Linked DNA regions of Mus musculus: regions 1, 2, 3 and 4 are each linked to region 5. Evidence: chromatin loops called from intact Hi-C (ENCODE). Cell type or tissue: left cerebral cortex. All regions are shown on one strand.

Region 1 (5,000 bases), 170 kb after region 5:
AGATGCCAGCCAAGGCACCCCGGTTTTTTTGTGAGTTCTGCAGATCACAAGTGCTGAGCCATCTACTGTCTACTCTTTTAGACCAAGTGTTTCCACCTGAGCCTTCATACATGTGAATTCTATTATGGAGCTATACTCCCCACCCACTGAAGCCATTGTTATTTAAAATTCCTGTCACTCCCAGCCAGTTAATCCCTTACTGCCTCAAGAATTGAAAGGTTAAGATGTGAGGTCAGCAGGTGTCAAGGTGCACACCTGTAACTCGGGCCGGGCCAGGGCATGGTGGTGCACGCCTTTAATCCCAGCACTTGGGAGGCAGAGGCAGGCGGATTTCTGAGTTCGAGGCCAGCCTGGTCTACAGAGTGAGTTCCAGGACAGCCAGGGCTACACAGAGAAACCCTGTCTTGGGGGTGGGGGGAGGGGGGGGAGAGAGAGAGAGAGAGAGAGAGAGAGAACGAACTAGCATGGAGCTCCCTCTGCTCCCTCTGCAGACCAGGGTGGCCTTAAATTCACAGAGCTCTGCCAGCCTCCGCCTCCTGTTCTGACATGGCAGGTGTTCGCCACCACATCTGGCTTCCTGATGCACTTCTGTCTGGGTTTCTCTGTGAATATGCCCCTCCTCTTGGCAGCACAATCTTTCATCAGCGAAGCTCACAACAAGTCTCCAAGCTCTAAGCCTACACAGCATTTTGGAATAGGCCAATGCTTAGTCTCTCTTGGTTCAATCTTTTGAGACCTTTGGTTCATTAATTAGGTCTCAACAACTTGGGCCCACCCTCCTCCACATGGACAGTCAACGGAACAACTTGGCTGGATTCATGCACCATTTCCCTCACAAAGTACCTTCTGGATTCCACAGTTATAGTCACCAACAAATGATATAGTGACACAGCCTGGCAGGGGTGGGGGTGGGGGTACGGGTCTTCCCTGACTCCTCTCCAATCATCTTACCACCACACAGTCTGTCCCCAGACCTGCTGCTGCTCTTTCCTCACTTCCTGATCTTCTCCCCCTTGCTTGCTGGCTTCCTGTAGGCACTCCTGATATACTCTGAAGAGCGAAGAGTGCAGCAGCACTGGCCACTGGAGCAGCAGCTGCTGCCAGCTGGCGCCTACCCAGCCTGTACTCTGTAAAGCCCCCAGAAGGCTCGTTCCAAATGCAGATCACTTGCTGCTTAATGTTTGCATCGCTTCCAGACAGAGTTCAAACCCCTTTGCTTGGCACCCGAAATTCTCCACAGCCTGGTTCCTGCCTGCTTCTCTCTCTCAGTTCATCTGATCATCATTAGCCTTAGGCTCTTGTACTGGCCGGTTTTGTGTGTCAACTTGATGCAGGCTGGAGTTATCATAGAGAAAGGAGCTTCAGTTGAAAAATGCCTCCATGAGATCCAGCTGTAAGGCATTTTCTCAATTAGTGATCAAGAGGGGAGGTCCCCTTGTGGGTGGTGCCATCCCTGGGCTGGTAGTCTTGGTTCTATAAGAGAGCAGGCTGAGCTGGGCATGGTGGCACACGCCTTTAATTCCAGCACTTGGGAGGCAGAGGCAGGTGGATTTCTGAGTTCAAGGCCAGCCTGGTCTACAGAGTGAGTTCCAGGACAGCCAGGCGATACAGAAAAACCCTGTCTCGAAAACAAACAAACAAACAAACAAACAAAAAAGAAACATCCCTTTATGGCCTCTGCATTAGCTCCTGCTTCCTGACCTGCTTGAGTTCCAGTCCTGACTTCCTTCAGTTAATGAACAGCAATGTGGAAGTATAAGCTAAATAAACCCTTTCCTCCCCAACTTGCTTCTTGGTCATGATGTTTTGTCCAGGAATAAAAACCCTGACTAAGACAGCTCTTAAGTCATTCAACCAATGCTTTCATTATGCTGTTGGCAATTAATTTCTTGACTCTGCACACCCAGGTTCCTCTGCCTGGGATGGTGTTAGAGCATTTCAGAACAAAATTTTCTCCCCGGTGAACTCAGACTTGGTGGTTGGGAAATTCTAAAAATCTAATACAACAGAATAAAACATGCTGTTTGAGTTATAAATTCTCTGATATTTAAAGTGTACCTAAGACTGCCCCATTTAACAGAGCCTGCTCTCTGAAATAGATACTGAAGAAATGGTCATTTAGCCTCTTAACAAGGGTAAACATGGTTTTAAGCCGCCTAAGCTCCTCACATCTAACGGGTGAGGTGGTAAGCTGGAGTGCCGACGTAATAATGAATGGTAGGTGGAAAGAGGACTAACAGCATTTCTGCCCTCTAACTTCAACGGGGGGGGGGGGTCGTTTTCTGGCTCTGAGGAAGGGACTTGCTTTGGGTCACATGGTCTATAAGTGACATGCTAAGGAACAAACAAATATGAGGTCACAAAACTGGAACAGCCCCCATGTGACTTTTCACCCTAAGTACCCTTCCTGCTATAGAAATATAATCCAAACACGTATAACCTTAAACCCAAGAATATGATTCACAGGTTGTTCCAATTCCTAAATAAAATATACTTTTTTTTTCTTTTTTAAAAAAGGCCACTGGGCTTTCTCCTTTTCCAAAAATATGATAAGTTGCTCTTGATTGATTCCCTTCACCAAAAGTGTTTTCTAATTTAGAAACTGAAAGGAAAAAAAAAAGAGGGGGGGGGGCACGGGAACAGTTTCAAGTATCTCCAGTCTGGCAAATCGCACAATCCCCGGGTGTTTGATGTACTTTGGCCTAAAAGTCAAAATTCTGCTATGCGGTCATTTTTGAACGCCATTTTTACAAGTACGAACATATTGCTTAAATTTGTGTCTAACATAGTACCTAACAAGGAACGGAACTTAAACTTTCACATATGGCATATGTGTATACCGCTGTCAAGAAGTTCAAAACTGATTCTTTTCTTTTAATTCTTTTCTATTTTCGAAATACAATAGGTTTGCAACCGTCTCATGTATGCATTTGCATCATTTACTTCACCCATCTCAAGTTCACCCAAGACAGAGAATTTGCAACAGTGCAGAGAAATGGAAACTCTTTACGGGGACTGCTGGGCTGGAGGATGAGAAATGTGCAGCCATGCAAAGCCTTCCTGTAGGGAAGCAGAAGGAGGTGGTCTACAGGTGACAGAATGGTGAAGACATTACAATGCACAGCGTGGACGGGGAAGGGTGAGATGGTTGTGGGGTAAACAGGATAAAGGAGCCGGGTGCTCGGATGGTGAGAGAAGTGGATGGAGTTGAAGGCTGAAAGGCAGAAGGCAACTGACTTGATGATCTCGGATGCTGGTATCCCCAAAGGCCTGCAGAGCTTCATCCGGATGCAAGGTTGCGTGTGACGAAGCTAGTCCCACAGTCCTTTCGCTCGGGCCGCGCGCAGGGCACAACGGTGTCTCTGGGGCCTTTGTGGCTGGGACCTTCGGGGACGGTCAAGAGCACACTTCTCCTGAGCCAACCGTTACCGGGCCGAGCACGCCGAAGCCGGCCAGCACCGCGCGAAGGAGCTCACCGGCGATCCGAAGAGATCTGGAATGTGCACCACGGGAAGAGCAGGTCCGTCCCCGGGCTGAGGTGGGATTTTCCTGCCAGCGCGCAGAAGGAGCAGGGGACTCTCAGCTCCAGCCGCCCAGCCGCTGTCATGGCAACCCCACTCAGCGGGGGACGCGCAGGCGCGACCCGGCGGGAGCCATGGAGACCATGCACGCTTTGGGTGGCCCGGGCCGTTCTTCCTGTGAAGACTGTTGTTACAGCGCACACCATTGGCCTCCAGGAACTACAGACTACCCCATTGGCTCCGGAGACCGCAGTAACCATAACAACAGTGTACAGCGTCTATATAATTCTCAGACTGCGAGTAAACATAGGGTTCTAATTCTCGAATTGTTTCCCTCCAAGTTCAACCTATCTCCTTATATTTGTTTTTCTGTAAGTGACTTCAAAACTTGGATGTGAGAGTCCACGCACATGAGAGTGAGGTAGAATTGAGTTTGGAACCAGCTAGTGTTATACAGTAGATTCCAGTCGGTGCCGCCTAGGCTATAGAATGGAACCTTGCCTTTAAAAAAGAAAAAGAAAAGAGAGGACAGAGAGAGAGAGAGAGAGAGAGAGAGAGAGAGAGAAGAAGAAGAAGAAGAAGGAGAAGGAGAAGGAGAAGGAGAAGGAGGAGAAGAGAAGGAGAAGGAGAAGGAAGGAGAAGGAGAAGGAAGGAGAAGGAGAAGGAGAAGAAGAAAGAGGAGGAGGGGGGGGGGAGGAGGAGGAGGAGGAGGAGGAGGAGGAGGAGAATAGAAAAGAGAAAAGAAAAAAGGCAAGATACTGTGCATATCAGGTCTCAATTTAGGGCCAGAATTTGTCATCACACCTGGAGTACCTAAGGTAAATTTCCACACTTCTGGACTTTTGTGACATGAATTACCACCTCTCTTGGAGCACACAGTTGACATGAACTTTAGGTCTAGTTGGCAAAACTTCCAGAAAACAACAGGCTTCGCCATTGGTACAGTGCTGTAAAAGATGACTTTCCTCTCTACAGCCACAGCCTTGGGTGCTGACTCATCTGCTAGAACTAGGTGACCTTTATGATAATATTCATGAGAGCCCACTTAAGATCATTTAAATCAAGCTTGACCAGAATTACCACGAAGGCTAGAACCCTTAAGAAAGCCTAACTAAGCTAATTGACAATTCTGTTTGGCTTCTTATAGAATGCAAGATAAATATTTTTTTTAAAAAAAGATTTATGTGCATGTAGGTTTACATTGATAAGTTAATGTACATCACAGCTAGAGCCCAAGGAAGCCAAAAGAGGATACCAGATCTCCTGGAACTAGATACAGTCCTTGGGAGCCTCGTGGGTGCTGGGAATGAGTCTTGGTTCAGTAGCCATGTCTTCTTCCAGCCCCAAAGTACTTTAGTGATACAGTTTAGCACAGGCTCAACTTAAATCTTCAGATGTTCTTTTTTCGAGACTCCAGGTGCGTTGTCAAAGCTGGATTTCTGGAGGCTTCTGCTTTTCTGGTATCTAAAACGCCACCTA
Region 2 (5,000 bases), 220 kb after region 5:
CCTGACCACCCGAGTCCTGTCCCCAGGAGCCACACTGTCAAAGGATGGAACTGATTCCTTTACACACACAGCTCCTTGGTGTATGCACCACGGCGTGTGCATGCGCATGCACACGTACACACAATGGATGGGTAAATAAATGTAATTTTAAAAGTTTCAAAATAGCAAATATATAAACAAGCAGCCAGTTATAACTTTTAAAATCATAAAAACAAGGTTATTAACTGAGCCACACTTAAACAGTACCAACATTGTTACTTGCTGGCAAATTTTTGTCAAGGTTTTAGATTTCCCCAAAGATCCTAATAAATAGGGTTGGGAAAAGGGGGAGGTAACAAAAGAGCTCATAGTTTGAAAACTAAATCTCACTACAAGAAACACAGTTGTATGTAAGGGGGCAGCAGGGGCAGATAAGCCAAAAATGACCCCTGGGATTTTTTTTTTTTCTGGTTTGAGCAAGTTGCTGGCATTGTGCACCCAGGAGAAAAGCCCCAGAGAGCAGGGGAAAACCTGTTGGGATACAGTGACTTGGAGATGCTTATGAGACAGAGAGGGGCTGAGAGGTGAGTAACTGGATATTCAGAAAAGGAACCAGAGTTCAAGAGAGAAATTTGATGATTGTCATGTGCATGGTCATGAATACCTTGACAACAGAGATCACGGAGGGATGATGTGTGGAGAAGGAAGAGAAGAAACCCTGAGTGAGGAAACTGAACGCATGATGGAGCAGAGGCAAAGGAGCCCCGGAGGCTGACATGTGGCCTCAGAACTCCCATGATGCCTTGCTTCCATCCAGCTCCCACCTCCCCACTCCCTGTGTTCATTCTACCGCATGGGCTTTATCGTTTTCTCTATACATCTCTATTGTTTTCTGAACCTTGAAAGTAAGTTGCAGATATGGTGCCATTTTAGCCCCCAATATATATTTTATATAAGGAAAAACAAACAAACAAGTGCATTGCCTTGGTCTCACCAGGCAATTGACATAAGTCTGATACTATACAATGAGGACTATAGTCACATATTATCCTAGCTAAGTCTTTGATAACAAGAAACTCCTGGCTGTTGTATTTCTTTGGTCATAGACTTTGGGATCAAGAGGGTATTGCTTCTCAAATGTTCTCTTGCTTTGAGGATTTCAGCCAAGCTAGTCTAAGAAAGAAATATACAAGTTAGACTAAAGATCTGTGTCACTGAGCTAAACTATCCTATGCTTGGTTGAAGAGCACAAGGTGTGGGAGAAACCTATTCTCCGAGTTAGGAAGAGTCTGCAGTGACAGCAGCAGCCAATGGAGAAGCAGTGGGTATCCGTGAGACAGATAGGTGGGAATAGGAGCAGGAAGCTTGGAGGACCCAGAACACCACAGGACACCAGGAATCAAAGGAGAGGCAGTCCCAACATCTTTCAGCTTAGGGCGACTATACCCAGCCCAAAGGTCTTTCCATCGGGCACCACTCTACCCATTTCTGCCAGAGCCACAGACAAGGTGGCCGGGCAGCAATTACTACTCTCTCCTAATACCTCTTGCCATGACAATCCCACTGGCCTATGCCGGAGCTCTGTGGAGTTCTGGATGCCTGGGCTAACCAGAATAAGGACTGAGAATTAATGGTGTCAAGGCATATTGGTAATGTTGCCACATGAGACAACAGCATATGGAAACAGTTTTTGAGATTTTTATTTCTAATTTATGTGCATGAGTATTTGCCTGAGTGTATGTCTGGGTACCATGTACAGTGCCTGTGGAGGCCAGAAGTGGATCCCCTGGGACTGGAGATACTCATGGCTGTGAACCACCAAGTGACTGCTGGGAACCAAACCCAGGTTCCTTGCAAGAGTGGTGGGTGTTCTTACTGATGGAGTCAGCTCTCCAGCACTCCCATCCTTGAAGGAGAGATTCTCTCTTAGTAACTGGAGCTTGGAAACAGTGAGAAGAACGTAGGAAAGAGGGACAGTGTAGCATGTCAGAGTGGATGAACATAGCTCATTCCAGACCCTACAGGGGCAGACATGTGAGAACCACTCCTTAAGTGTATGGCAGACCTCTCCTGCAGCCCCTCTTCTGAGACCCTAGGCCCATCTTGTAAACCGTAATTCGAGAAAGTCACATTCTTTGGTCTTTGTCACTTAGAGTCCACTTGTCCTAGCTACTTTATTCTCTAGTCTGTGCTAGTGACCCCCAGACAACAAGAGCCTCAAAGGAAGACCCTTGTTCAAACAGAGAACTTCCAGAGATGATGTCAGATTAGAAACCTAACTGGAAGACTTGGTGAAAGAAACTCTGGGCAGTAGACACAACCTCTGTCCCTGTAAAAATCAACTGTAGTGTAAAGGAACTTAGCAAGCCAGGTGACATCTCTGTAGGGAAGCAAGAGAAGTTGTGGGGAATCCCATTAGGTTAAGTCTTAACAAACACCTCCAGGGAGGTCATCGAGTCCCCACACACTTGTGCTGCAGGGCAGCGTGACTGCTGAGGACTGCACACATGGTTGGTGGTGAAATCCCAGAGCTGGAGACTCTGAAGCAGATCATGGTAGCTATGCCTGAAGTCAGTAGAAACCTCTAGACTACGGGGGCCACCGTCTCGTCTCCTTCACAACACTGACACTGGCAAACTCCCAGGGGAAGAGATCCAGCAAAGCCTGGGGCTGGCTGGTCCAATGGCCTCTACACTTCCATGGGCAGAGAGTAAGGGGGCTGACATTGGGATTGGGGCAGGCTTAGTGGAGAACTGCAGCAAGGGCTACCTCCACCTCCTCCCCAGGGGTGTAGTCAAAACAGAGATAGCATCAAAAGGAGGAATAGAGCTACAGTGCTCAACTCAGTACAGTTGTACCAAAAACCACATTCCAAAGCTGTCATCACAACTACTTGTAACTCCAGGGGATCTGATGCCCTCTTCTGGCTTCTGTGAGCACTACACTCACATGACAGTCATTCACCCACATGGCATTCATTCGCTCAGATTATATACATATACATAAAGGAAAATATAATTTTTCTTAAAAAAATAAGTATGAAAAGGAAAGAAAGGTCGCTGACAGCGTTTGGGGTGAAGGTGTCTTTGGCTTCAGCGGCTGACGCTCACCCTGACTCTCACCTTGGCTTGAATTCCTGATCTGCCTGCTGCTGCTGGGAATAGCCTTAGTCCAGGGACTTGAGGCCTGTCACCCTGGACAGTCCTATCACAGCTCTTTATCCAAGAAGCCTCTTGAAAGGTTAGGCAAGAGCAGCCGTGATGGTCCCACTGGCCAGTCAGAGCTCTTCGGGTGGATGCAGAGTCTCTCAATCCCGGAAGACTCCTGTCTGCACCAGGCTGCCATTTAAAACAGCTTTTAAGTCTCCCACGTGGTTTGAATTGTAATTGGCGAGTCAGTGCAGGAGAGCGTGGCAGGCGGCCCAGACAAGCTCTCACCATCTGCAACAGTGTTTTCCCCCATCAACTTGACAACAGGGAGCTGTTACAATTCAGACAACACTCTGGGTTTGAAAGGAAAATTATGGTTTTTTCAGAATGCAGCTGGTGCGCCAGTGAATAGGATGGCGTCTCTCTGAAGCATCCCCCTCATTTTATGATATGAAAATAATAAAATGGAGATTCAGCATGTGACTCTTACTTAAACGGATGTCCAAAAGCCACAGCGCACAAAGGCGAGTGAAGCATTCTGGTCCGCAGTAATAATCTTAATAAGAAAGCAAAGAAGAGCAAGTCATTTTAAACTGATTTCTTCCCTTTTGGGGGAGTTAACTTTGTTGTCGCTGTAAAATCGGCTTGCAAATGAGCTCTTTGGCTTTCCAGTTAACGTCTGTTATTTCTTTACAGCACACTCTGTTTACCAGTTGTGCGGGGGAAACCCACAGTGGACTCTCCCCAAGGGAGCTTAGCCTAGGTGTTTCCCATAGGGGAGACTGAGTCTCATAATCACTCCCAAATTTCCCAGGCAAAGGAAACAGATTTTTTTTTCTCCATGTGAAAAAAAGAAGCTAGGCAGAATTAGCAGAAAGCCATGTTGGCAAGTAGTCTGCCTGAATTCAAAAGGATCACGCAAGCTTCTCCAGGTCACTGGCTTCCAGGAAAGCCTTCACACACCCTACCTCCCCAGAGCTGAGGCCTTCCTGAGCTTGTACGTGTTTTCCTTCTCCCGTCACCCAGTGGCACTGCTGTGCTGACCCTTGAAGGATACAAACTTCATCTGTGGTGTTTGCCCATCGTTGTGGTACAGAAACCTCTACCGCAGTGGATTCCAAGCTACCCAGTGTGACATCACTGCACCGTGAGGTAGGGAAGGGATACGGACTGGCATCCTATTAGGTCATAGTCCCATCTCACAAATACAAATAACCCAAGAATGCAAAAGACCAGGGAAGGAACTGTGAGATTTTGAGGTTCTTCCTCCTCTTCCTCCTCCTCTTCTTCCTCCTCCTCTTCTCCTGCTCTCCTCCTCCTCTTCTTTCTCATTGGTTTGTTTTCGAGATAGGGTGTCCCTGTGCATTCCTGCCTGGTCTGGAACTTACTATATAGACCAGGCTAGCCTTGAACTCACTGAGATCTGCTTGCCTTTGCTCTGGGTCCTGGGATTAAGTTTAAATTTTGAGTGTTTAGCCGGGCGTGGTGGCACATGCCTTTAATCCCAGCACTCGGGAGGCAGAGGCAGGCGGATCTCTGAGTCTACAGAGTGAGTTCCAGGACAGCCAGGGCTACACAGAGAAACCCTGTCTCGAAAAAAACCAAAAAAAAAAAAAAGGTTTTGAGTGTTTGCTTATTAAACTCAAGCCAGGGTTTTCATCAATTTCTGCCATTGGATGTAGCCCAGGGTGACCTAGAATGCTTAGTCCGGTTGTCTCTTTCTGGGTGCTGGGATCACAGGTGTGGGCTGTCTGGTTTTCTCCACTGCTGGGGATTGAACTCAGGGCTTCACGTATGCTATGTGGGCATTTTAATTACCAACAGAACCACAACAAACTCAGCCTCTATATGAAACATATTGTAGTCACAGAC
Region 3 (5,000 bases), 880 kb after region 5:
AATGAGGGTCTTAAAGTCCACACTCACTGTGACACACTTCCTCCAACAAAGCCATACTTCCTGATAGTGCCACTCCCTGGGTCAAGCATATTCAAACCACCACACGAGGTCACTGGGAAACTACATTGAGCACCAAGAGTGGGCAGCAGTCTGCACGGCAGCCAGGTGCTCAGAAGATCAGCACTGGGCTGTCTTGACATGTCAGTTAAGCTCTTTGGGCCTTGGCTTCCCTTTCTGTACAGAGGCAAAAAGGACTGGGGGTTGGACAGAAAGGTGGATAATGTTTAGTCTATAAAGTGCTTTGCATCCCCAAAGATTGAAGATGGACTGGTCCTATGGAGGGGCGACGGTAGCAAGTTCTAGTAAAATCCAGAGATGAGACTCAAGACCTTCTGGCCGCCACTCTGTGCTTACATTCATTCTCATTAGAAAGTTATGTTACATGCCTATAACATAGTCAGTTAAGACTGGAAGTTTGAGGCTTGCTTGGGCTATATAGTAAGTCTACATAAGGCAGAAAACAGAAAGAGAAACTGTTTGTTGAGAAGCACCAGCCAGAGCAGGTACAGGGGGACAGGGTATCTGGGTTTAGAGAAACAAAATTGAATGAAACAAAAGTGTGTCGTGTTGAAGCTCATTACTTTGTATGCTAACTTAGAATTTAATTTTAAAAACTGGAAGGAGCTTCTCTTCTGGGCTGGAGAGATGGCTCAGAAGTTAAGAGCACTGTCTGCTCTTTCAGAGGTCCTGAGTTCAATTCCCAGCAACTACATGCTGGCTCACAACCATCTGTAATGAGATCTGGTGCCCTCTTCTGGCCTGCAGGCATACATGCAGGTAGAATGCTGTATACATAATAAATAAATAAATAAATAAATAAATAAATCTTTTTTAAAATCTGGAAGGAAAGAAGGAAGGAGGAAGGAAGGGAGGAAGGGCATGTTCATTCATGCTGTGCATATTGGAGGCACCCTCAGCATTAGGTGAAACTTGTGTGTAAGGGCACATGGGGTGGGCAAATCAGTGCAGAGCCTGATGCCAGCGTACTTGAATAAAAGCCCTGGCTACTGTTCTGACCTGTGAGCATTTAGTGAGCTCTTGATGGGCACCAGGTACAATGCTAGACTCTGGGGAGGCTCCAGTGAGCATGGTTGACTGGTAGGAGGGGCCTGATTTAAACAAGGTGGGTGCTGGCCTCAGGCAGAGGAAGGACTAGCCCTCACTGACAGAAAGGTGTTCCATAAAGTTACGGTCTCAGCCTTCAAAGAGTTGAAGCAAGTCATAGGGTTGAGCCCTGTGTTCAACTGGAGCTGTCTCTTCAAAATCCCTGAGCCTTCAGTGGCCATCTTCCGGCCCTCCATGACCTGTGACTCTGCTGCCCTGCCCCTTTCTAAGCCATCTCTGCTGGGCTTTCAAAGCTCAGCCCTGTCTTTGGTCCTTGATGCTCTGCCCTTGCTGTGTGTGGCAGGTCAAACGGGCATTTTTTTTCCTTCACACCTCTCCCCTGGATCTGCCACAGCATCCCTGAGCAGCCTTCCATTCTCTTGCCCAGCCACCCTACTCTTCACAAACCTATAAAATTCTGCATCCATAGGTCCCCGCTGTGTGCTAGATGTTTCTGCGTATCTTTCTTATCTATGTCTTACACACAGTTGTTAAAATGAGTGCCCTCATTGCCTCATTCCCAGCCTGTGAATGGTCTCGAGAACAAGGCCAGTGGAAACTTAAGATGTCTGTTTCTCCCTCATCCTGACCCCTCCTCTATACAGACAGCTGCCGAGGATGTAGAGTTACTCTCAGAATACTTCGTGTTTCCTGCCCTAGTCTTCCCCAATCTAAACCGTTCCCAAGAGGCAAGTGGATAGTTGCCTCTTGTTGAGATTTTGTTTATCTGCAATGCAATCTTCCATCAGGTCTGGAGTCTTTAAACTGCCCAATGACCGATCGTATGGTCCACATGACCTGTGTGGTCTCCTTTCTTCTCCTTGCCAACTTCCCATACCTTTTAGCACACCTCTTCCTTTGTCCTTGCTGAAAATCCTCCTCCTGCTGGCCACCCTCCCGACCCTGCCTAGCCACGTGCTGGCCAGTAGATGGCGCCCAGCTTCTATAGTACATGACCAGGTGGCATAGGATGCCAACCTCTCTGCAAAAACCCTCTCTGTCCTTACTGTGATGTGGAGGAAGAAGTGAGGAGATCAGCGAGATGGACTGCCTTAGACCCACTTCCGGTTGCCATGATAAAGTCCATGTAGGTGGAGGCCAGAACAGCTGAGGGACTGTGTGAGGAGCAGCAGTGTAGCACGGAAGAGTGGTCAGGGAGTGAGTCTCATGGACCCATCAAACAGAACCTCCCGCAGCCAACTGGAGGTTAGTGGCAGGTGACAGAGAGCCTATAGCATAAACCAACCTTATTACTGAGAAAGAGTGCCGGCCTCAACTTGAAGACTGCACCCCAAGGGCACAAGGAAAACGTGAGGATGAAGGCAAACTTCTTCCTGTGTTTGTACATAGGGTATTCTGGGAGTGCACCCCCCATTGTGTGCAGGTCTTTCTTTTGAACACAAGATGTAGATTAGATAGATAGATAGATAGATAGATAGATAGATAGATAGATAGATAGATAGGCAGGCTTGGAGTGTAACTGTAGGGTGAGAGTGTGATAGTGGAGGTGTGTGCTTGAAGAATGTGTGATTGTAGGTATGAGAGTGTGAGGCTGACAGGGTGGGCAGTGTGTGACTGTTGGTGTGAGGGTGTGACTGAGAGCAAGCAGTTTGTGACTGTGTGTGAATGTGAGGGTGGCTATGGGTGTTTGGGGTGTATGGTTGTTGGTGTGAGGGTGTGAATTGTGATCTGTGGTAAGAGGTGTATGATGCTGACTGTAACGGCATGAAGGTGACTATGAATGTTTGGGGTGTAGGGTTGGCGGATGTTAGAGTGACTATGGATGTTTGGGGTGTAGGGTTGGCAGATGTTAGGGTGACTATGGGTGTTGGGGTGTGTACGACTGTGGGCACGAGGGGTGTATGATTGCTTGTGTGAGTTGTGAGTGTATAAGTCTGGGTTGTGAGGAGTGTGTACTTGTGGGTGTGTAGGCATGAGGCATGAGATAAACCCCCTACTGCGACCTGGAGCTCCTATCTGAGAGCCCCTCTTCGAGCCCATCCTGGTCACACCTCTCAGTCTGAGCAGACTCAGTGCTGTTGTCTCTCTGCCATCGACCCACCTGCCCCTCCAGTGAGCACAGACAACAAGCAGTCTTTGCTGAGGCAATGGGGAGACACATCCCCATCTGTCTTGTGGTGGTCCATGGCTTCTGAGGTAGACAGCTACCAGAACTGCTTCTCCTGCTGTTCTTAACGCCTCCAGTGTGGGATACCAAAGAGAGCTCAGTGCCCCTGGTGCGTTCTGAACCCAGGAAGGCAATGGTGGCCCCTGTTCCTCCCTCTTACACGTGTCCGGGTGGCTTCCTGGTCGGCCACCTTCTTTTGTTGACCCTTGGGGGAGATGACTACATCAAGACTTTGTGGACCCACCAGCCGTTAAATAATGACCCAGAGACTGATTTATTTGTATTATAGCTTAGGCCTTTAGCTTGGACTACCTCACAGCTAGTTCATCTAACTTAATCCTATAATCCTAGCCCACCCCACCCTAGTTCTTTGCCTCACCCTCAGTCCCGGTACACTACCGACCCCCTCCGTGCCCTGCTGTCAAATCCCCACTACTCATTTCATCTCCCAGACACCCTTTCTCGGTGTGAAAGTTCTGCCTAGCTATTGGCCACCTGATCTTTATTAAGCCAATCAACAGGTGAGGGAGGGAGAGTGTTTGCAGAATTCTGAGGCAGGTGGATGATCTGTAAGAATAACAGTACCCAAATCCATCCAGTACTCACCTCTGAGGGCACAGCAACCAACAACTGAATATACAGAGACATCCTTCACACAGTGCACCCCTACAGACAACATGGCGTGGGAAGGTGCGGGTTCTGGTCCAGCCCTTTCTGACTGGGTGCTCTTCGGTGAGTGTCTCACCCTCTCTGAACCTGTTTAGCTCTTCCTTGTGAGGCGATGGTGACTTACTTCAAGTGAAGGGCTTGATGAATGGCAGCAGCTATCACTTTGTAAGTTTTTCTCTCTCGGTGGCTCTGGTGGCCTCCAGTGGCTATTCTCTGTGGCAGAGCCATGGCAGCAGCTGGCTGTGGGAAGGCAGCCAGCAGCCAGCGGGGAATTTGCCACTTTCGTGTCTTCTCCTTTCCTGCCGTGAAAAATCATCTCCTGTGGCTCTGTGGAAAGGGAAGACGCCATCCCTCCTATCTGACACTGGGCTGCAGGAGTCTTTGGTGGCTCCTCAGGGCAACTGAGTCCCTTTCAGCTCTGTAGCTATAACACATCGCTTCCTCCAGTGTCCACACCTGGCTGGATGCAGCTAGTCTTCTGAGGTGGGACTCTGCCTACCTCCTCGCCTTTTTTTTTTTTTTTCCTTTACATGACACCTGTTGCTCACAGGTACAAATCAAACGAAGAGTATATATATGTGCGAGGCCGCGGCCGAGGGAGATATGTTTGTGAGGAATGTGGAATTCGCTGCAAGAAGCCCAGCATGCTGAAGAAACACATCCGCACCCACACTGACGTCCGGCCCTATGTGTGCAAGCACTGTCACTTTGCTTTTAAAACCAAAGGTAAGAGACAGTTAGCTGGGGCACCACCTGCCCATGGCAGGGATCCCCCCCTGGGGGAGCCCCAGCACAGAGCCCTCTGCCTAAGGACTGGAGTACCCCCACATCCTGAACCCCCACATCCTGAACTCCCACCCACTTGGTAGCCATGGCAGAGCAGTGTGGCTCCAGACTGATCCGTGATGCCCACAGCTGCCACAGTCACACAAACTCCTGCCCATATTCCGCAGCCTCTAAGTCCACACTTTGTGGTTCTCTGTAGACCTCATCACCCCTTCCTCTGCATGTCTTCATGGCTCTGATGACCTCTGGCATG
Region 4 (5,000 bases), 390 kb after region 5:
GACAATCAGAGATTCTAGCTGGGTAACTTACTGCTTTTATCCAACCCAAGCAAGAACTACATGTTTGTCTCCCTGCCAGTACCCTCTGTAGCTCCTAACTGTTGTGATTTGGACAGCTTTTTGCATATTTGTGTCAGTTTGATGTTGACCACAAGTGCCAGACTGATTTTTCAGACAGAGCCTATTTTGCTGCGAGCAGTTTATAGATACATATGTGTAAATATGTGTACAAATATTACTGAAAGGCTTCAAGTTTTTTCTAATTGGATTATTGTATCTTGAAAAGAAAGTTACTGTCAGTTTTTATTCCTTGTTAGGCCATTTTCTGCAGGATGCTTTCAAATGATACAGAGAGCTGAAAGGAAATCAGTTTTTCAAAGCCCAGTTTCCTTTATTTAATCTTCAGAAATAGGAGTAATCATGAATCCACCGAGTAAGTCAAAGAATCTGGAGTTGGTACTCAAAAACAGTGCAGAGGGCCGTTGTTCCTGAGCAAGCTTGTCACTTGTCATTCGGTGTTGTAGAGAGAGTGTTGTACCTGTCAGTGTGATTCCTCAGCTGCATCTTGGCAGCTCTGAAATGTGTGGGCTGACTGAAACTGGGTATTGCTTGGCTCTTCAAACAAACCAATGTCTCCATAGTCACTTATGTATTTATTATTCAAAAGTGTTATTTTAATATTTATTGCTCTGTGAATGCACAGTTCTGTTGGATTCACTAGGGAGGGATTTGTCTGAAAGCATGGTTATTTTTCTGGATAAAGTTTACAGACAAAGACAATCAGAAGCATTGGTCCTTCTCTTTTATCATCACTCCTTACCAGGTGAGCGTGCTTCCTGTCTTGCTTAGCCTTCCTGCTGGGGGAGACTTAATAGCTACATAGGAATTTCCTGGAATTTGAATCAGTCTATTTAGGCAGCAAGATACAGAGGCTGGGTTTATACAGCAGTGTCCCTGCTGTTGGTAACGCTAGCAGGGGCTGCATGCAGCTCCAGAGTCTTATCTGCTTCAGTCTTGAGTGCAGTGACTGACTGCGTGACCTGCTGTTGGGTCTGTGTGTCCCCAACATGAAGCACCTCAGAGCTTTGATCAGTTGCTTTGTTTTGTGTCATGTCACAGCTAGCATGGGTTGAATGTGTTGATTTTATAATGAAAGTAAAGAAAGGAGATTCTCCTCCCCACAGTGAATAGATCGTTAATTGGTTCTTTACAGAGAGGGAAATCCATTTTAATGAGAAAATAGATTCTGTCAAATCAAGAAGAAATAACTGGTCACCAGTTGCTTGTTAGTGTCTCTGGGCTAAGCAGTGCTTAATCACATTGACTAACCTCAGCGAGTCTGTGGATGAGTAATCTCTACTGGAACAAAGGTTTCTGTGTGTGTGTGTGTGTGTGTGTGTGTGTGTGTGTGTGTGTGTGTGTGTAAGTGCAAGAGATCATGAAAGAGACGGGGCACGGGGAGAGAATGAGAATATCTGTGTATGTGTTAATGGAGTGTTGTCTTGAATGAATCCCTGGGAAGCCATGGGGAGTGCAGGGAAGAAGGGAGAGCCTCGGGCTTCGCTGTTGCTTGGACCCCCACTTGGCATGAGAGAAAGAAGCTCAGGTACAGAGGATTCTCAACCAATAGCCAACAGGCCTCACTCGGAAGGACTGGGCAAGATGAGATGGCTGTCTGCAGAGAAAAAGCTTGGGAAAATGAGGTCCTCAGTAGTTTGCTCAAGTCTCTGTTTTCTAGACACCAAAATGGCTGCTCTGTGACTAGGATTGCTCCGCAGCAGTGTGCACTTTAAATGATTGGGTGTTGGAGTATCGCAGTCTGAAACAGCATGGCTTGATGAATTTACAGATTATGTGAAGCTAACTTCCCATTTGACAATTACTGATTTGCAGTGATCGATATATTTATGAATGTTTAAACTGACCAAGAATGGCACTTGAGGCCACTCACCACTCTTCTGTGATTCCCTGTTTCCCTGGGGCTCAGCAAGCCTGAGTGCCTGGGCAGGGAAGGCTACCTGGTGGGCGCAGAGTCCCTCTAGTGGCCATTTCTGATTTATTTGATGACACACAGCAAGTTCTCTAGGGCTGAAATTAACTGGAGACTTGGGGTAAGGACTAACAAACATACATACACAGATGGGGCGCTCTGTCCAGGAGAAGAGTCCGACTGGCATTTGTGGCAGTGTTTGAAATGTAAATGTACTCCTGTGTGTTCCTGTAAATATTTAATATGTGTCTCAGACGTCCTTTGAAGTGGGAGGGGATCGATCTTGGGATAATTTCAAATGGAATAGAGTATTTTGATATGTTCATTGAAAGGGTGATGTGTACATACTTATATTGTATATATGTGGTGACATGCATTGGCTTTTGTGCAGAAACAACCTGCTCTTGTGCTGCTGTTGGACAGTCAAGTGTTTTAATGTTTCTACAGTTTTCCTATTGCACGATTTCATATTCTGCCAATGGTGAGTGGCACCCATTCTTTGTAACCGTATAGTGCTGTAAAGAAATATTCCAAGTGTCATTAGGATTGTCGCTGCCAGAATTGATATGCATGGATGGCACTTAAAATAAATATATTATGATAACTGTATTTGCAGCCTGATGGTCTGTGTTATTTGCTGCTTGAGGAAGCCAGATTGAAGCCAGTGGCCAGACCATGGAGCCCTCGGGAGTTTGAGACCCAGGCATTGCTGCCCTAGCACTGAACTTAAAGCTGTTTAATTTCTGCACCTCACTTTCCTGAGCAGACACTTGTGCAAGCTCTCCAGAGAGAAAGTCAGAGAAGAGGAAGCCATAGTTCCCACCTTTAATGCGTACATACTTGCCTGGGGTGCCGAGCAGGCAGCACCTGACCGGGGAGGCCACCCCGGAAGCTTCCCTGGTGAGGAACAGTAGCTTAGGAAAGCCTCTTCAGAGACGGCATTGCAGGTCACCCTCCAAAGGACCTGAGGCCAGCGGTCATCTCCCTGACACTGCTGCTCCACACCCTGGCTCAGGCTCGACTAGAGTGAGGGTTGTGGGTTGAGGTAGGAACAGGTTCAAAAAGGCTTAGTTGCCAGGCAAGAAGCATGGAGACCTGCACAAGAAGAGCTCGCCCACCTTTTACCTAATTGTAGACTTAGGATGGCTGTGTGTGGAGTAGACTCCAAAACTCTTCCATGGTTTGCCAAAGCCAAGGAGACAGTACTACTCAGCATGTGTGAAAGTGTGTGTGTGTGTGTGTGTGTGTGTGTGTGTCCTGTTGCCCATTGCTGGCAAGTTTCTGACTAGGGTGTGCTTCTCCTGGTCAGTGGAGGCAGAAACACAGTCAATCTGCGGCGTGCATATTTTCCTCAGCTTTAACATACAACTCTGAGGGCTGCTCTTTATAAATGGCCATTACCAGCTGTGTAAAAAGTCCTGAACAAACCATGGTAGCTCAGTAAGACTTCATGGAAGGGGCATTCAAAACTTGACGCTTCGTTTTCTTATAAAAATGACTATTGCAAGCATATTTTATTGAGAGCATTCAGACCCAGTAAAGGAAGCAACCTGTTCCAAGTCTCTCAGCTACTTGGGGAAATCTGAGGAGAGTCATTGACGTGGCAGCAGTTCAGACTTCCCGTACACAGGTAGGAGGGATGGCTCGAGGTAAATCCACTTGCTTCCAGGATTGACGGTGACCTGAGTTCAGACCCCTTAACTAGTGCTGGAAGGAGAAAACCAACGCCCACAAGTTTTCCTCTCCTCACCGCCCTTCATCCCCTTGTACATACTAACTTGATCTGCTGTCACCTGATGGCGTAGTGGTATCGTGGCACTATGTGTGGAAGAGGGGACAGCTTTGGAGACATGAGGGATGCTGCAACTGCAGCGGACACTGCAAGAGAACAGAGACTTCAAACATTAGAGGGCCTGTATAAGATGGGATATCGCGTGAGCAGGACATCTCACTGTGTGTGTGTTCTTGGCTGGTGTAGGGTGCACTGCCCTTAGAAGCAAGTCTGCAATCTCTTCTGTAGGGATAGGCTACAACCAAGCAGAATAGGCAGCATGTTCGTTTCTTTTATAGTAAATTCAAGAGAAATTTTTGAACTACTTCTCCCTTTCCCTAGGTCTGATAAATTGACAAGTCACCATGGGAAAACAACTGGCTCAATCGAAACCAGATTACAGTTCCATTTCAGGGCAGTGTCCCAAATGTGGACCCCAGCTACTTAGTGTTCTCCCCAATACTTGGTATAGATCATCATATTCACTCTTAGGGAACAGCCCCCTGGGCCTGATAGTGCTATTCCCAACCCCTTACAAAGCATCTGGGCCAGGTGTGGCGACAGAGCTGGTAATAACAGCAGCAATAGGGCTGCATTCCAAAGCTAGTCCTCATAGCCTGTGACCTCTGTTCTCAGCAGACCGCTGTGCTTTTCCAAGTCTTCCTGACTGCCCCTGAGTAGAGGGAGGAACTTAGGAAATAGAGGCAAGGCGGTGGCGAGGTGGCTCGGGAGCCAGGACCATGGTCTGTTCTTCTGGAGGACTTGTCCTAGATCCTTCCCCAGTACCTATGCTGGGTGGCTCACAGCCACTTGGAGCTCCAACCCCAGAGCATCCAGTGCACTCCTTCCTGCACATACACATCATTTTTAAAAGTCATTAAAAGCAGTAAAGCAAAGGCTGCATGGAATGCCTGTGATCACCAGGGGGCAGCCCTGCCTGCTGCATGCCTCTCCTTTCTGGAAGGGTTCCTTCAGCTCTGAGCTGTGCCACCCCTTAGCACACTCCAGAGCTTAGAGAGGAAGAGGCACCTTCCTTCCCTCGCTGTCTGTGTTCCCTTCCCCTGTGTGGTAGTACTGATGGCTGGAGATGCCTGACCCCCTTGCTGTTCTCAGCCTACACGTCATGTGGGGTCTCCACTGCTGCCTTGGCTGGACCCTGATGAAGCTCGTCTCGTCCCGTCGTGTCATGTGTCCATCCGTCCCCCCCCCCTCCCCTCAGCTGACATTCTTGCTGCAGGT
Region 5 (5,000 bases):
CCCCCAATTTTTCTTAAACATTTGTTTATTTTATGTATATGAATACACTGAAGCCATCTTCGGACACACCAGAAGAGGGCATTGGATCCCATTACAAATGGTTGTGAGCCACCATGTGGTTGCTGGGAATTGAACTCAGGACTTCTGGAAGAGCAGTCAGTGCTCTTAACCACTGAGCCATCTCTCCAGCTCTTCAAATTTTTTAAGTCTAGAACTCTAACTAAAAATTACCTTTTCAGGGGCTGGGGAGATGGTTCAGTGGGTAAGGTGCTTGCTGCACAAGCAAAAGGACCTGGGTTCAAATCCTGACACCCAGGGTCCTGGCCATAAAAGCTGAGCATGGTGGCACTCACCTGTAATCCCCTTGCTAGAGCTTGTCTCATCATATGGGTGAGCTTGAGGTTACAGAGCCTATCTCAGAAACATAATGAAGAGTGATGGAAAAAGATGCTGACATCATCTGGCTCCTATACTCCTATACACACGTGTTCACACATGCCACATACTTGCACACACATACACAAATGCATGCACATATCCTCCACACAGAGATCACTTTCCACTTCAACTTTCCTATGTTAGCCAGAATTTGAATCCCAAATATGACTGTATTAGCCAGGCAGTGGTGGCACACACCTTTAATCCCAGCACTCAGGAGGCAGAGGCAGGCGGAACTATGAGTTTGAGGCCAGCCTGGTCTACAGAGTGAGTTCCAGGACAGCCAAGCTACACAGAGAAACCCTGTCTCAGAAAACAAAACCAAACAAACAAAAGACCTCGCTGTTCCTCATCTCTGATTCCTTTCAGATCATTACGTCCAGGTCCTCAACTGTAAGCAGAACTGTGTCACGGAGCTGGCTTCCCACCCAAGTAGGGAAAAGCCCTTTGAAGACTTCCTCCCTTCACACTATAATTACCTACAGTTTGCCTACTACAACAGTAAGACCTGCTTTCTCTCTTCTCTCCGATGCCTCAACTAAAGTGTAGCCAGCCAGGCAGGGTTGTGACCACTCCACTTCTTCAGCATGTCTAGCAGCTATGTCTGTGGGAGGCAACATGCCCAATGATTCCTGGGTGTTTTGTCACAAGCCTGTGGCCCAGGTAGCCAATTTCTACTGCCCAGAAGGGAGGAACAGGGGAGTCTAGGACCTCTTTCTTTTGTCCCTTTTTGTTCATTTATAATCTAAATTTGCATGTGAATAAGAATGAATAGCACAGTTAGGATGTACTACTGTTGACACTAGCTCACAGGGCAGGCCCAGTCTTCCTCCAGGGGTAAAGGGACGAAAAATATCCAGAAAAACAAACCCTCAGCAAATCAGCAGTTGTTTACTGGGTACCTACTGGGTCCCAGCCAGAATAGCACATCCAAGAGTACATGGTGTGTGTCCGCGTCGAGTTAAAGAGGTCCTTCTGTCTAGGAGGCTCCCAGCTATTCTAATCTTCCTCTTCTAGAAAGTTGTGTGGAAAATACTACTTTGTCCTGTCATTGTGGCCTCAAGGCTTCTCTGAAACCAGATGCTAAGTGGCTGCTGGTGTCTGGGATTATACCCTTCCCTCACGGCCGTTTGCTTTTCTTCCTTTGCAGTTGGGAACTATACACAAGCTATTGAATGTGCCAAGACCTACCTCCTCTTCTTTCCCAATGATGAGGTGATGCACCAGAATCTGGCTTATTACACAGCCATGCTTGGAGAAGAAGAGGCCAGCTCCATCAGCCCCAGGGAGGTGAGAGACTGGCTTCTGGCTGAACCCAATCAGAAGGAAGATGAGTGCTCATGGGGTGGGGTGGGGTGGGGCCGGTCTTGGACTCAGCTTGTCACTCAGGGTGGGAAGGAGTACCAGGAGTTTGTAGAACATGGCAGAGCCAAATCCTCTAGAGTTCGATGTACATTCTTTGGATTGGCACACAGATTTCTCTGCCCTGATTGACACCCAAGCTAGACGCTGGATGCCATTTGCCCAAAGGCAGTGTTCTTTCCTTCATAATGGGTCTGTTTTGCTCACACGGCTTTCTGTTTCTGTTTTAGTCCCAGAGTGCATTTCTCCTTGTCATTGTCTGCTTTCTTCAATTACTCAGCATTATCCACATCTCTAGAATGAGGAGAAAACTTAGGTACAGACTTCAACTCTGAGGGCCAAGCCACAGTTCCTCCCACACAGCTCTGGAATTGAGTCTCTAAAGAAAATAATCCCACTGTCAGCCCCTCCCAGCTGAGACTGGCGTTCTTGTAGTTATCCTTCTTGTCCACTAGATGGCGGCCATCTAGCTTTAAGAAGGCCCTTCCAGTCTTTGTCTTGCTGGGTTGATACTTTTTCCCTTCCCTGGGATCCTATTAAGAGTCTCTCAGAAGGGAAGGAATGTACTCGTGTGAGCACATTTACCTAGAACTCTCCCCCAGGAAGAACTCTCCCCCAGGCGAGAGTAGCTAATACTGGTTTGCGCCCCCGGCCAGACCGCTCACCCCGCTGGATAGCACGTGTGGCTTGGTTTCTGGCATTTGGAGCAGGAAGCCGATCAGTTAAACTCCTTCCTCATGGGTGACTGTGGTAGCCGACGGGGTGGACTCCTTTAATGTGTTCCTCCTTGAACTGCCTCCACTTTAGCACTGTCTTTTTCTCTCTTCCTTCTGCTGCTTGGATCCTAGTAGGGGACCCAGGGAAAAGATGTGACCCTGGAAGGGACTCAGTTTCCCAGCTCTGGGTAAGCCCCACCCCTGAATACACATGCAATGCCAGAGTGCCAAGCTTAGCTATTCTATAGCTGCCCGCCTTCAGGGACGGATCGAGCCCAGCCATTCTGAGGGGTGGCAGGTGGCCAAATAGAAAGAACATGGGCTTGGGGACCCCAAAACCCAGATAGGATCGCTCTCAATCCTACTGCTCCTAAGGGTCTTTAAGATGAAGTTCAGTCTCCGCCCATGAGCTTCCACTCAGGGAACAGAGGCAGAAGAATCACAAGTTCAAGGTTATGCAGTGAGACCTGGTCTCAAAATTAAAATGGCAGATGGCTCAGTGGGTAAAGGCATTTGCTGCTGAGCCTGGTGACCTGAGTTTGAGCTCTGGCCCCTCACAGTACAAGGAGGAAACTGACAAATTGTCCTCTGACCTCCTCACCTATGTCACAGTGCCGCCCCCCCCCCCACACACACACACGCACGCACGCATACACACAAACACACAGAGAATAAATAGAATAAAAAAATCTAATTTTAAAAAAGGTATTTGCCGGGCTGGAGAGATGGCTCAGTGGTTAAGAGCACTGACTGCTCTACCAGAGGTCCTGAGTTCAAATCCCAGCAACCACATGGTGGCTCACAACCACCCATAATGAGATCTGATGCCCTCTTCTGGTGTGTCTGAAGATAGCTATAGTATACTCATATACATAAAATCAATAAATAAATCTTAAAAGAATGGTTGACAAAAGATCTTCTAAAAAAAAAAAAGGTATTTGCCACATAAGCTTGTAACCTGAGTTCAACCTACAGAACCCACAAAAGGATGGATGTAAATAACAGACTCCACAAAGTCGTCCCCTGCCCTCCACACATGCACAGTGGAGGCCACACGCTCCACAACACACCAAGTAAATAAATAAAATATAACAAGAAGAAAAGAGGGCTCAAGACACAATTCACAGCCTGGTCTACAGAGTGAGTTCCAGGATAGCCAGGACTGCAGAGAGAAACTCTGTCTCAAAAAAAAAAAAAAAAAGACACAATTCAGTTGGTAGAGAGCCTTGCCTGGTATGCCTAAAGCCCTGGGTTCAATGTCAAGGACTTCAAAGGCAGAAATGAAGTCTTTCCATTTTCAGGATCATCAGTTCTTCCATTTCAGAGATCACTGGGGCCTCCTCTCCTTCAGTGTGGCTGAATTACGCTGCCCTCGGGAGTCCTCTTGAGCATAGAGGGGAGACCTTTGGCCAAACTGGGCAACACATCACCTGTGACTGGGAGAAGGCACCTCAGTCCCGTAGAGCAATGCACAATGCCAGGGAGGGCCACCCTAGGGCTGAAGGGTAAGGGCTAAGTTCTAGGAGACTCTTTGTTTCCTCAGAATGCCGAGGAATACCGACGTCGAAGCCTGTTGGAGAAAGAACTGCTTTTCTTCGCTTATGACATTTTTGGAATTCCCTTTGTGGATCCGGTGAGCCAGAGCAGGAGCTGCAGGGAGGGGGAGAGGGGGACACTGGGCACTGAGGGAGTACACGCTGCAGAACTCTGGGGGAGCCGCTGTCCAAGGCCGAGCCAAGCATGGGTGCGTGGGCCCTGAGGACGGGAGACAAAGTGGACAGTGAAAGGCGGTCCTGAGCCATTAAAAGTAATGGTCCCAAGAGCCCACCTCATCTCAGGCAGTGAGGCAGGTCACACACAGATAACCTGAAAGATCAACTCTCTTGCTTGTTTCCTGACCTGCCTTAGGACTCATGGACTCCAGAAGAGGTGATTCCCAAGAGACTGCAGGAGAAACAGAAGTGAGAAATCCCATGGTTGGGTCGGGCTCACGAAGCACTTCAGGCTTCCTGCACCCAGGCAGATGGGAGCCCAGCCAGGGGTTGGGAGTAGGGACACTGGGGTAGGAACCAGGGCTGACCCCAGCAGTCAGTGCTGTCATGCTCACAGGTCGGAACGCGAAACCGCAGTCCGCATCTCCCAGGAGATTGGCAACCTTATGAAGGAGATCGAGACCCTCGTGGAGGAGAAGACCAAGGAGTCCTTGGATGTGAGCCGACTGACGCGGGAAGGTGAGGCAGCAGTGGGTGGCATGCCTGCCCACGTTCACCAGGTGGCAGCACCCACAAGGCATTGCTCAGCCCATTATATACCAGCTTCTGCTTGGGTAGCAGATGCTGGGACTTCCTCCACATGCAACACACTAAGGAGCTGTCATCCAGACAGCCCTGAGAACGGGCCTTTGGCTAAGAAGTACGATCCCCATGTCACAGTTAGACTAGCATAGTCACAGTAAGTATGGAGAGCGTAAGTCCCCTGCCTCCC

The links. Hi-C counts contacts between places; a loop is a spot of excess contacts. Peaks named below come from ENCODE experiments on the same cell type or tissue, not always from the same donor. Only the 100,000 strongest peaks of a DNase experiment are listed, where the experiment ranks them.
Region 1: it touches region 5 in a loop (2.4-fold over the local background); 10 of 42 quality-filtered maps call a loop at or near these places.
Region 2: a loop joins it to region 5, with 2.4 times the contacts of the local background. A loop is called at or near these places in 2 of 42 quality-filtered maps.
Region 3: it touches region 5 in a loop (3-fold over the local background); 6 of 42 quality-filtered maps call a loop at or near these places.
Region 4: it touches region 5 in a loop (2.5-fold over the local background); 8 of 42 quality-filtered maps call a loop at or near these places.

What each region holds. Positions count from the first base shown.
Region 1 is chr4:119,411,899-119,416,898 of GRCm38, forward strand. It overlaps Ccdc30 (coiled-coil domain containing 30), which reads right to left and starts at 3,623. Exons shown (of 15, transcript NM_029286.2): 1 at 3,238-3,623. In left cerebral cortex, no CTCF peak of the experiment used is centred here; DNase peaks (open chromatin) are centred at 3,067 and 3,664; H3K4me3 peaks cover 1,343 bases; H3K27ac peaks cover 678 bases.
Region 2 is chr4:119,457,601-119,462,600 of GRCm38, forward strand. No RefSeq gene overlaps it. Among named protein-coding and RNA genes, the nearest start is that of Rimkla, 32 kb to the right of the region's middle. In left cerebral cortex, a CTCF peak has its summit at 2,909 (motif pointing left); DNase peaks (open chromatin) are centred at 2,913, 3,398 and 4,090; H3K4me3 peaks cover 385 bases.
Region 3 is chr4:120,118,361-120,123,360 of GRCm38, forward strand. Hivep3 (human immunodeficiency virus type I enhancer binding protein 3) reads left to right here. Exons shown (of 9, transcript NM_010657.3): 6 at 4,512-4,687. Among named protein-coding and RNA genes, the nearest start is that of Edn2, 40 kb to the right of the region's middle. In left cerebral cortex, CTCF peaks have their summits at 807 (motif pointing left) and 2,089 (motif pointing right); a DNase peak (open chromatin) is centred at 2,096.
Region 4 is chr4:119,626,521-119,631,520 of GRCm38, forward strand. It overlaps Foxj3 (forkhead box J3), which reads left to right. Exons shown (of 13, transcript NM_172699.3): 13 at 1-2,599. Among named protein-coding and RNA genes, the nearest start is that of Guca2a, 8.7 kb to the right of the region's middle. In left cerebral cortex, CTCF peaks have their summits at 2,090 and 4,680 (motif pointing right); DNase peaks (open chromatin) are centred at 554 and 4,695.
Region 5 is chr4:119,237,058-119,242,057 of GRCm38, forward strand. P3h1 (prolyl 3-hydroxylase 1) reads left to right here. Exons shown (of 15, transcript NM_019783.2): 4 at 808-939; 5 at 1,589-1,728; 6 at 4,060-4,149; 7 at 4,425-4,477; 8 at 4,626-4,747. Among named protein-coding and RNA genes, the nearest start is that of P3h1, 6.6 kb to the left of the region's middle. In left cerebral cortex, CTCF peaks have their summits at 2,248 (motif pointing right) and 4,789 (motif pointing right); DNase peaks (open chromatin) are centred at 2,233 and 4,831; H3K27ac peaks cover 181 bases.